3 separate regions of the Homo sapiens genome follow, and all the other regions are linked to region 1. The links are chromatin loops, found by intact Hi-C in ENCODE. Cell type or tissue: mammary epithelial cell. All regions are shown on one strand.

Evidence for each region. Hi-C counts contacts between places; a loop is a spot of excess contacts. Peaks named below come from ENCODE experiments on the same cell type or tissue, not always from the same donor. Only the 100,000 strongest peaks of a DNase experiment are listed, where the experiment ranks them.
Region 2: it touches region 1 in a loop (4-fold over the local background); 62 of 110 quality-filtered maps call a loop at or near these places.
Region 3: it touches region 1 in a loop (4-fold over the local background); 3 of 110 quality-filtered maps call a loop at or near these places.

What each region holds. Positions count from the first base shown.
Region 1 is chr2:11,829,053-11,831,552 of GRCh38, forward strand. No RefSeq gene overlaps it. Among named protein-coding and RNA genes, the nearest start is that of MIR4262, 6.7 kb to the right of the region's middle. RefSeq lists an enhancer at 989-1,705. In mammary epithelial cell, CTCF peaks have their summits at 358 (motif pointing right) and 1,022; a DNase peak (open chromatin) is centred at 1,239; H3K4me3 peaks cover 527 bases; H3K27ac peaks cover 2,194 bases.
Region 2 is chr2:12,701,410-12,703,909 of GRCh38, forward strand. LOC124905974 (a long non-coding RNA gene) reads right to left here. Exons shown (of 2, transcript XR_007086222.1): 2 at 1-2,500. Among named protein-coding and RNA genes, the nearest start is that of TRIB2, 14 kb to the right of the region's middle. In mammary epithelial cell, no CTCF peak of the experiment used is centred here; DNase peaks (open chromatin) are centred at 932 and 1,462; H3K27ac peaks cover 2,500 bases.
Region 3 is chr2:12,432,629-12,435,128 of GRCh38, forward strand. All of the region lies in intron 4 of MIR3681HG (MIR3681 host gene), which reads left to right. Among named protein-coding and RNA genes, the nearest start is that of MIR3681, 230 kb to the left of the region's middle. In mammary epithelial cell, a CTCF peak has its summit at 1,149 (motif pointing right); no DNase peak of the experiment used is centred here.

The sequences.
Region 1 (2,500 bases):
GGGCTCAGGTGATCCCCCGGCTCAGCCTTCAAGTAGCTGGGACCACAGGCACATGCCACCACACCTGGCTAATTTCTGACCACTCCCCTTTGTATTTTATATTTTGTCTTCAGACCTAGTTAGGGGCAGCGCTGTGCCCCATCTCTGCCTTAAACTAAGAGAAAGTGGTGAAAATGCCAGTAGGTTTTCTGCCTTTCTGCTTCCAACTCCCTTTTGAAACTCCTGCTGCATCAAAGGTGGTGATCAGTGTCACTTCTGTTGCAAGCCAGGCAGGGAGCTTGGTACCTGAGGGAAACCAAAACATGAGCAGACAGAAGCTGACCTGACCCTGGAAGTCAACGGGCCCAAATGGCCACCGGGGGGCACAGTCGCTTTTGGTTTGGCAGCACAGCCTTTAAAAAAAAAAAAAAAAGTCCCCACTTTGACAAAGGCCCCTTCCCGGGTAGTGCTGGCCTTGGAGACCAGCCAGGCTGTGGATCCAACTTGTGGGCAGAGGGGGGAGTTCCTCAAGGGGACTGTTTTGGTACCAACGTGCCTGCAAGTTGGCACAGCCCAAGGTCAACAACACTAACTGGCTGGAAAGGGCGCTGTCTGGCTGTTTGTTCAGGTCTAAAAACCATTTAGATCTGCGATTCTCAAAGTGTAGTCTGCAGTTCCAGCACTAGGGAACTTGTTAGAAATGCAAATGCTCAGGCCCTTACCCTAGACCTGCTGAATCTCACCGTGGGCGTGGGGCCGGGTTATCTGTTTTAAGAAGTCCTTCAGGGGATTCTGCCTCACGTACAAGTTGGAGAAGCAGGGTTTAGATGATGCAGTGGAGGCCCTGCATGCTGCTCCCAGGTAGCCTCTTCTGTATTGCTCAGCTCACATCTGACTTTAATTTGGCCTGGCCAGAGCAACGCTCACCGCCCAGAGCTCACAAAGATCTGCCACAGGAGAGAAGCCGCTGGAAAGATTGTCTTCCCCCGGCCACTCCTGAAAAGGAGCTTGGAAACCCAGTACAGGCGCTCGCTTGAGTCACAAGGTGTCGTTGTGATCCTTTGCTACACGGCTTCCAGCCTGAGACACCTTCCCAGGGATGTGGGCCGGCCCAGGCTGGGAGGGGATTCCAGGCCGTGCAGTGTGAGTGAGTGAGTGTGTGTGAGTGTATGTGTGTGTATGGCGGAGTTTGGAGGGGGTGTCCATGTGAAGGAGCAGGCCTGGGCTGTGCCCAGATTGCTAATGGCTCCCTTCCTCCCCCAAATTGTTGGAGCCTGGAGGTGCCTGTCCTGATGCCAGCGATCTTTTCACTGGTGCAGGAAGTCCATTCAGCCCTGCATTGCTTTTAATGAGTTTTGCAAGCAAGTGGCCTCTTCCTGTGACTCATTCTGCCTTTTGTGCACCGGAGATTGTGGTTTTAAGTTTCACTTTGGAAAGTAACCACCACTTCTGCTGCTTTCTCCCTGTTGGAATCTGAACAAGTTACATTCATTTTGCAACAAAGAAATGTAAATGTAGGAGCCGCCAGTCATATTTCTGCTCTGATTGTAAAAACATCCTTTTCCGAGATGGTTGACAGAGCCAAGCTAAGAAGAAATGGTTTATATTTTCAAGTAACACATTCATTTGGGAACTCCGTATTTCCCGCTCCCCCCACCCACCAAGTTTGCTTTTGTTCTTTGTCTTATTGATTCGTATTTCAGGGAGATCCTAAAAAATAAACAGTGCTTGTTGGTTGAGTGAGGCGGTTAACCTCTAATTTATTGAAAGAGACTTCATTCTGGACAAAAGTTTGTGTTCTTCCTTCATGCAGTACACAGAGGATGACCATAAGGATAATTTCTTGTACAGTAAAATGTTTTTCCTTCGGACCTTCCACACAAATCCGCTTATGGTATCCGAATAGATGAATTTCTTAGGATTAGCGAGTATATGTTAAGTGGACAAATATTATACAATATTTTTCCTCAAATTTAAATAATGTAGGCATATTTAAAATGTTAGTGTTGAACTAAATTTTTTATATAACTTTATTTAAATATGTACAAACATTGAACAGTAGCTCTTACAGCATTATAAAACCAAAATTCATTTAAGTACAGATAAAACTATAGTGCTAATCAGCTGGACACAGTGGTTCATGCCCAGCATGAACTCTCAGCACTTTGGGAGGCCGAGGTGGGTGGATCCCTTGAGATCAGGAGTTTGAGACCAGCCTGGCCAACATGGTGAAACCTTGTCTCTACCAAAAATACAAAAATTAGCCAGGCATGGTGCCACGTGCCTGTAATCCCAGCTACTTGGGAGGCTGAGGCAGGAGAATTGCTTGAACCCGGGAGGCAGAGGTTGCAGTGAGCCAAGATTGCGCCACTGCACAGTGAGACTGTGTCTCAAAAACAAAAACCAAAACAAAACTACAGCGCTAATAGAGTTCAAGTTAATATTAATGGTACGTAGTGGAAAGTGCTGATGTATTGAAGCTAGTGAAATGATGTTGGATTTGGGCTTATAATAGATGTAT
Region 2 (2,500 bases), 870 kb after region 1:
AGCAAAACCTTGTCCTTACACTCAGAAACTCTGTTAGTTGAGAGTCATTCTTCAGCTATTCCAGAGAAAATATTTATTGTGCTTTTTTCCCTAACTCAGAAATGAAATTTATAAAAGCATAAAACGTGTGCTGGTTTTTCTGTTTTCACCCACTCTAGATCCCACTCTCTACCCTTCTTCTTTGCTCTTCTCTGTGCCACATGAGGCCAACTCCTGTGGACAGCTTTCTTCCCTTCCTGAATGGCGTCCAGTTGGACTCATCCAAAGAGCAGCACTAGGGAAATACGTTAAGCTTCAGGTCACTTCTTCCTGGCTCCCTTCTTGCTTAAGACTGTGTTTCTGGCAGGGGCTTCCTCCTCCCAGGAAGATGGCTCCTTCCGGGGTCGGGGGTCGGGTAGAGGATGGCTCTCCACCAGAGATCTGGTTCTCATTGGGTTCCAGTAACACCATTTTTCCTGGGTGTCTTGACCATGGAGATGGTAATAGCAGAAGCTTTTACTCATCTCTGGGTGCCTTCCTCTTCCTTGTTTGTTCTCTTAACTAGCACACACATCTGTGGAGTCCCTTTATTAAAATCTCTTCATCGAAACCACCCAGGGCAAATTCTGTTTCTTGCTGGGACTTTGAGTAATCAGAATATCAGAGCTGATGAAGTTAGAAATTCAATCTCTGTTTCTTATTTTACAGGAATGGAAACTAGGGCTCAGAGGTTTCACTTGCCAGAAGTCACTCGGTCCCTGGGAAGGATGCAAACCAGCTCACCTGGCTCTCCAGCACATGCACCCCAGACCACCCCCAAGGATGTGACCCATTCCTTCTGTGGAGTCTGATCTTCCAAACTTTAGACAACAGCTCCTTCTGCAAGCTTTCGAGCCTGCAAGCTAAGGACATGAATGAACTGAGTCATCCCCACAGAGCTTCATTAATTTTAAGGCAATTTAAGATTTCTGAGTCATAGGTTTCAGTCATTTAGATTTTCCCAGCTGGTACTGTACTTGCCCACACACACTTTTCTTTAAAGATTGCATCTGTCTAGATGTGTGGTTCTGCCCACCCTTCCTCAGTTTCTGAGAAGAAACTCGCCCTCGTGGAGTGCTACATGCAGGGCTAAGCCATTTCCATTTGCCACGTGCATTAGAGTCTTTGCCTGAGGGATTAATGGGATTAGCAGTCTGCAGCTTGATCTAGACTCTATCCACCAGAGACATGCACAATTCCAAATTCTATATCCAACACAATATTTTACCCAGTCTCCCAAGAAAATTCAGTTATGCCATATGGTGACTCCACTCACTGAATAATATTTAGCAACTTGATGAACAAGGACTGAATCATATCTTAACCATCTTGGCCAAATATTGTTTTATATAGCAACAGTATTAGTAATATATATGTTTTATTTTTTACACTAGTACTTCCTGCTACGCCCACTGAAAATTAAGAGCTAGACCTCACTGGAAGTAGACTACACAATAAAAGAGTTCTCGCTCATTAGCAACCTCCAATTCAATATTGCATTGTATGTATGATACATTCAGAATGTCTGCTTTTTCCTTCCTCCAGAGCAGCTGCTGGGATTGAGCAATAGTCTCCCAGGGTAACGCAGCAGGGAATCCTGGGGCATTTCCCAGACACTGAAAACAAAGGATATGTATCCATGGGGAGGATAGGGCTTCAGCTCTCTCCCTCCCACTAAGAAGTTCTCCATATCCTCAGTATGTGGGGGAGAAAATTAGCAAGCCTCTGAGTGAGGAGCCCCTGTGACCCAGGGATTTTAAGAAAGTCGTTTTCCTCCCTGAGCCTCAATTCAACTGTTCAAGAGGGATAATCATGAAAACCCTTTATAAACTGTAATACAATATGCAAATGCTAGGTTGGTCATTTACAATGTGCAGATTCTGTTAAAATTGTACATACATGCAACCATGAGGAAGATGCAATCTGTATCTTCAACCATCTTACCAGTGGAAAATAGAAACTTGTGGAGATAACAGAGATAATTTCAACAAAATACAACTTGGCTAAGATAGAGTTATGAAAAGTAGAGAGACTCTTAGGTCAACATGAAAGTTCCTGAAGTTGCCAGTACCCAAGAGGAATCTTGAATGATCAGCAAGATTTATAGCGGCTATAAGAATATTTATTCCCAGCAGCCAGGGGCATAAGCATCAGTTACTAGTGAGTATAATGCATGTCCCAAAGTGGCAGGAAATAAGGCCATATTTATAGCAATTAAGAAATATTAGCTATTATTACTGTAGCATCAGGGCTTTCTGAAAATCAAAAAAAAGGGATTTCTGGGAGAGTCTCATGCTAAGGCTTCAGCAACTCTTCTCACCCCACCCTGTGGGGCCACTATTGTGCCCATCTTCTGGGAAACTGTTGTAAAATGCTCCCTTGATTTATTACTGAGTATAAAACTAACCCAATACTTACTGATGTAAAATAACCCACTTCTTTATATCATGGTTTTGTGCAGCAGGAACTGGGGCAGATGGCA
Region 3 (2,500 bases), 600 kb after region 1:
AATAACAAATTGGAAGGATAAGAATTACTGGGTTAAAAAACTAGGCCAATTTTAAATTGTCCTGCAGAAAAGTTGCAGCAATTTATCTCACCAGAATGTTCTGAGGATGTTATTGTACACCTGCTTACCAATGTCAAGGAACATGTAACAACAGCAATAAGAAAAACACAACACATTCTCTAACCTACTGAGAGCAGATTTTATTTTACTGATGTGTTTATATTCATTTCACTGATTATTCGTAAAGTTAACGTTTTTATTTCACATTTGCTTGCCACTTGCAAGACTTCTTTTGTAAAGTGCCTTTTGTATTCTTTGAACACTTTTCTATTAAGGGGGAGTGGATGTTCAGGCTTTTCCTATAGCTTTAAAGCCCTTACATGATGAGGATGTAAAACATCGCTATGCTTGTGGTAGATTTTTTTTTGCCATATTTTATTTTATTATTGTTTAAGGTGTTCTGTTTATAATATCTAAGGAAATATATTTTTAGGACAGAAGTCAAATTCCCTGAAGGCATGGAAATATAGCACTTCCCACCAGAAATACATTCTTTTGGTATTAGCACAGAGCTTTTAAAACAATAAACATGAGATTCACATCAGAATTGTCTCTCTCATTTTTTTTTAAGTGAGGTGCAATTCTCGGCCCATAACAATAGCAAAGTCTATAATTTTCATCTTTTAAGTCTATAGCTTTTTAAAAAATAATGCAAAGTATCTAAAGAAGAATGCAAAAATCACTTTAAAAGTTATGTTTTCCATCTCTTCTCTCCATGAAGCAGAAATCACTGTGAAATGGAAGGCATCATGAAGTTAGAACATTCTTTCATGAGGGAGTATTACTGTTCCAGAAGAGCCTAACAAGATATAACTGGAGGGATGGAGTCTTTCCAAAAATTGGCAAAAATGAATAAAAGCTTTAGTCTGAATCCCATGAAGCAGATGGATTAATGCTTCTTAGAACTGGGAGCTTAAAATTTGGATTTTTAAGCATCACTAATTTTTCTTTTATGAACCCTGTCCCATTTTAACTCTTTAGGATTGTAAGTCTATGTATGCATTCTCCTCTTTTTTTTGATATCCTGAATACTTACATGCCTCCTTCCCTCCGTCAACCATGGAGCTTGCCTCTGTGCTCCCCAGCTGGCACCTGGTCAGCAGGGGCCGCCATGGTTTTACTGTTCATACTTTTAATGTTAAGCTATGGCCTAACCAGCTCCTGTATGCCATACACCTGGCCCAGATCCTCCATGCAGGTGACCTAATATCACATTTGCCTTCCTACAAAAAGGAAAATAAAATAAACCATGTATAACATCTCACTGAGATATAACTACTGCTAACATTCTGCTGCCCTTCCCTCCAACATTTCTTCCTTCCATGCTATGTATAAATATTATACATGCTACTGTTTTCCACTGGTTCATTTGAAATTACATTGTCATTATTTTCCCAAACTGTAATTTTTAGTGGGTATAGGAAAATTAATTGAACTATCCTCAACAATAGGTAGAAATTTAGGATGCTTTCTATTTTTCCCTACTTTTGGTAGCATTGACAGAACAACCTAGCATTCATGGCTTTGATTGCAATCCAGTTACTTTCTTAGGGCAAATTCCTAGAGGTTCCAACGTTGTCTTATGTGGATATATAACCCCCTTAGCATACAGATTAAAAACAATACGAAAGAAATCAAAGCATGTTTGTTTGTTTAGAAATGTTTACATTGAGAAGAATGTTTTGGTACATACCAATATTTTACCTTGTGTTTTATAGGATGTGTATGCATATTTCCAATTTCTAAAAGTCATGATTATGACCTAATTTTGCATAACAGGAATTTGAGGAGCAGAGGAAAGGGGAAAACATTAACACAGTTTCTAATACAAATGCCAAGAGGCTCCAACTAGAGAATTATTTTCACCAGAGTTTCTAACCCTTGACTTCTAGGCCTTTCTACTCTAGGAGAAGTGACAAGATTATCCCCAGTCTGAAAACTAAGGAAGAAAATCCTGTTTAGCTGAGAGGAGAGGAGAGGCTGGCAGGGGGGCTGATGCAGGAGGTGATAGGGCTCCCGGTGATAAGAGGTGAGAAGAACAGTCTCTGTGTGCCTAGAGAAGAGATTACCAGAAGTCTGCTATCTGTTTGTTCGCGGATGTCGGACAGGCAGGATCGGTGATGGCAGGTCTTGGGGGAAGGATTATCAGGAGCTAAAAGCTGTCTTCACCTTGGCTGCTAAGAACTCATCTCGGATCTTCTTAGAATTCCAAATCGGACTTTTCTCCTAGCAGTGGCTACATCCTTAACCTCAAAAATACCCGTATTAGCAGATCTACCTCCATGAAATAGACAATTCTTGACAAACTAGTCCCAGCCTATCATGTCCTGCTTCTCCCTGCTTCCCTCTCCCATCAGTGCACTTGACTCTGTTCTGTGTTTCCTGGTTGGAGCAGTCATGGCGCTTCATGTTTCTAGGCCTGTGCTTAATGCTATTCCCT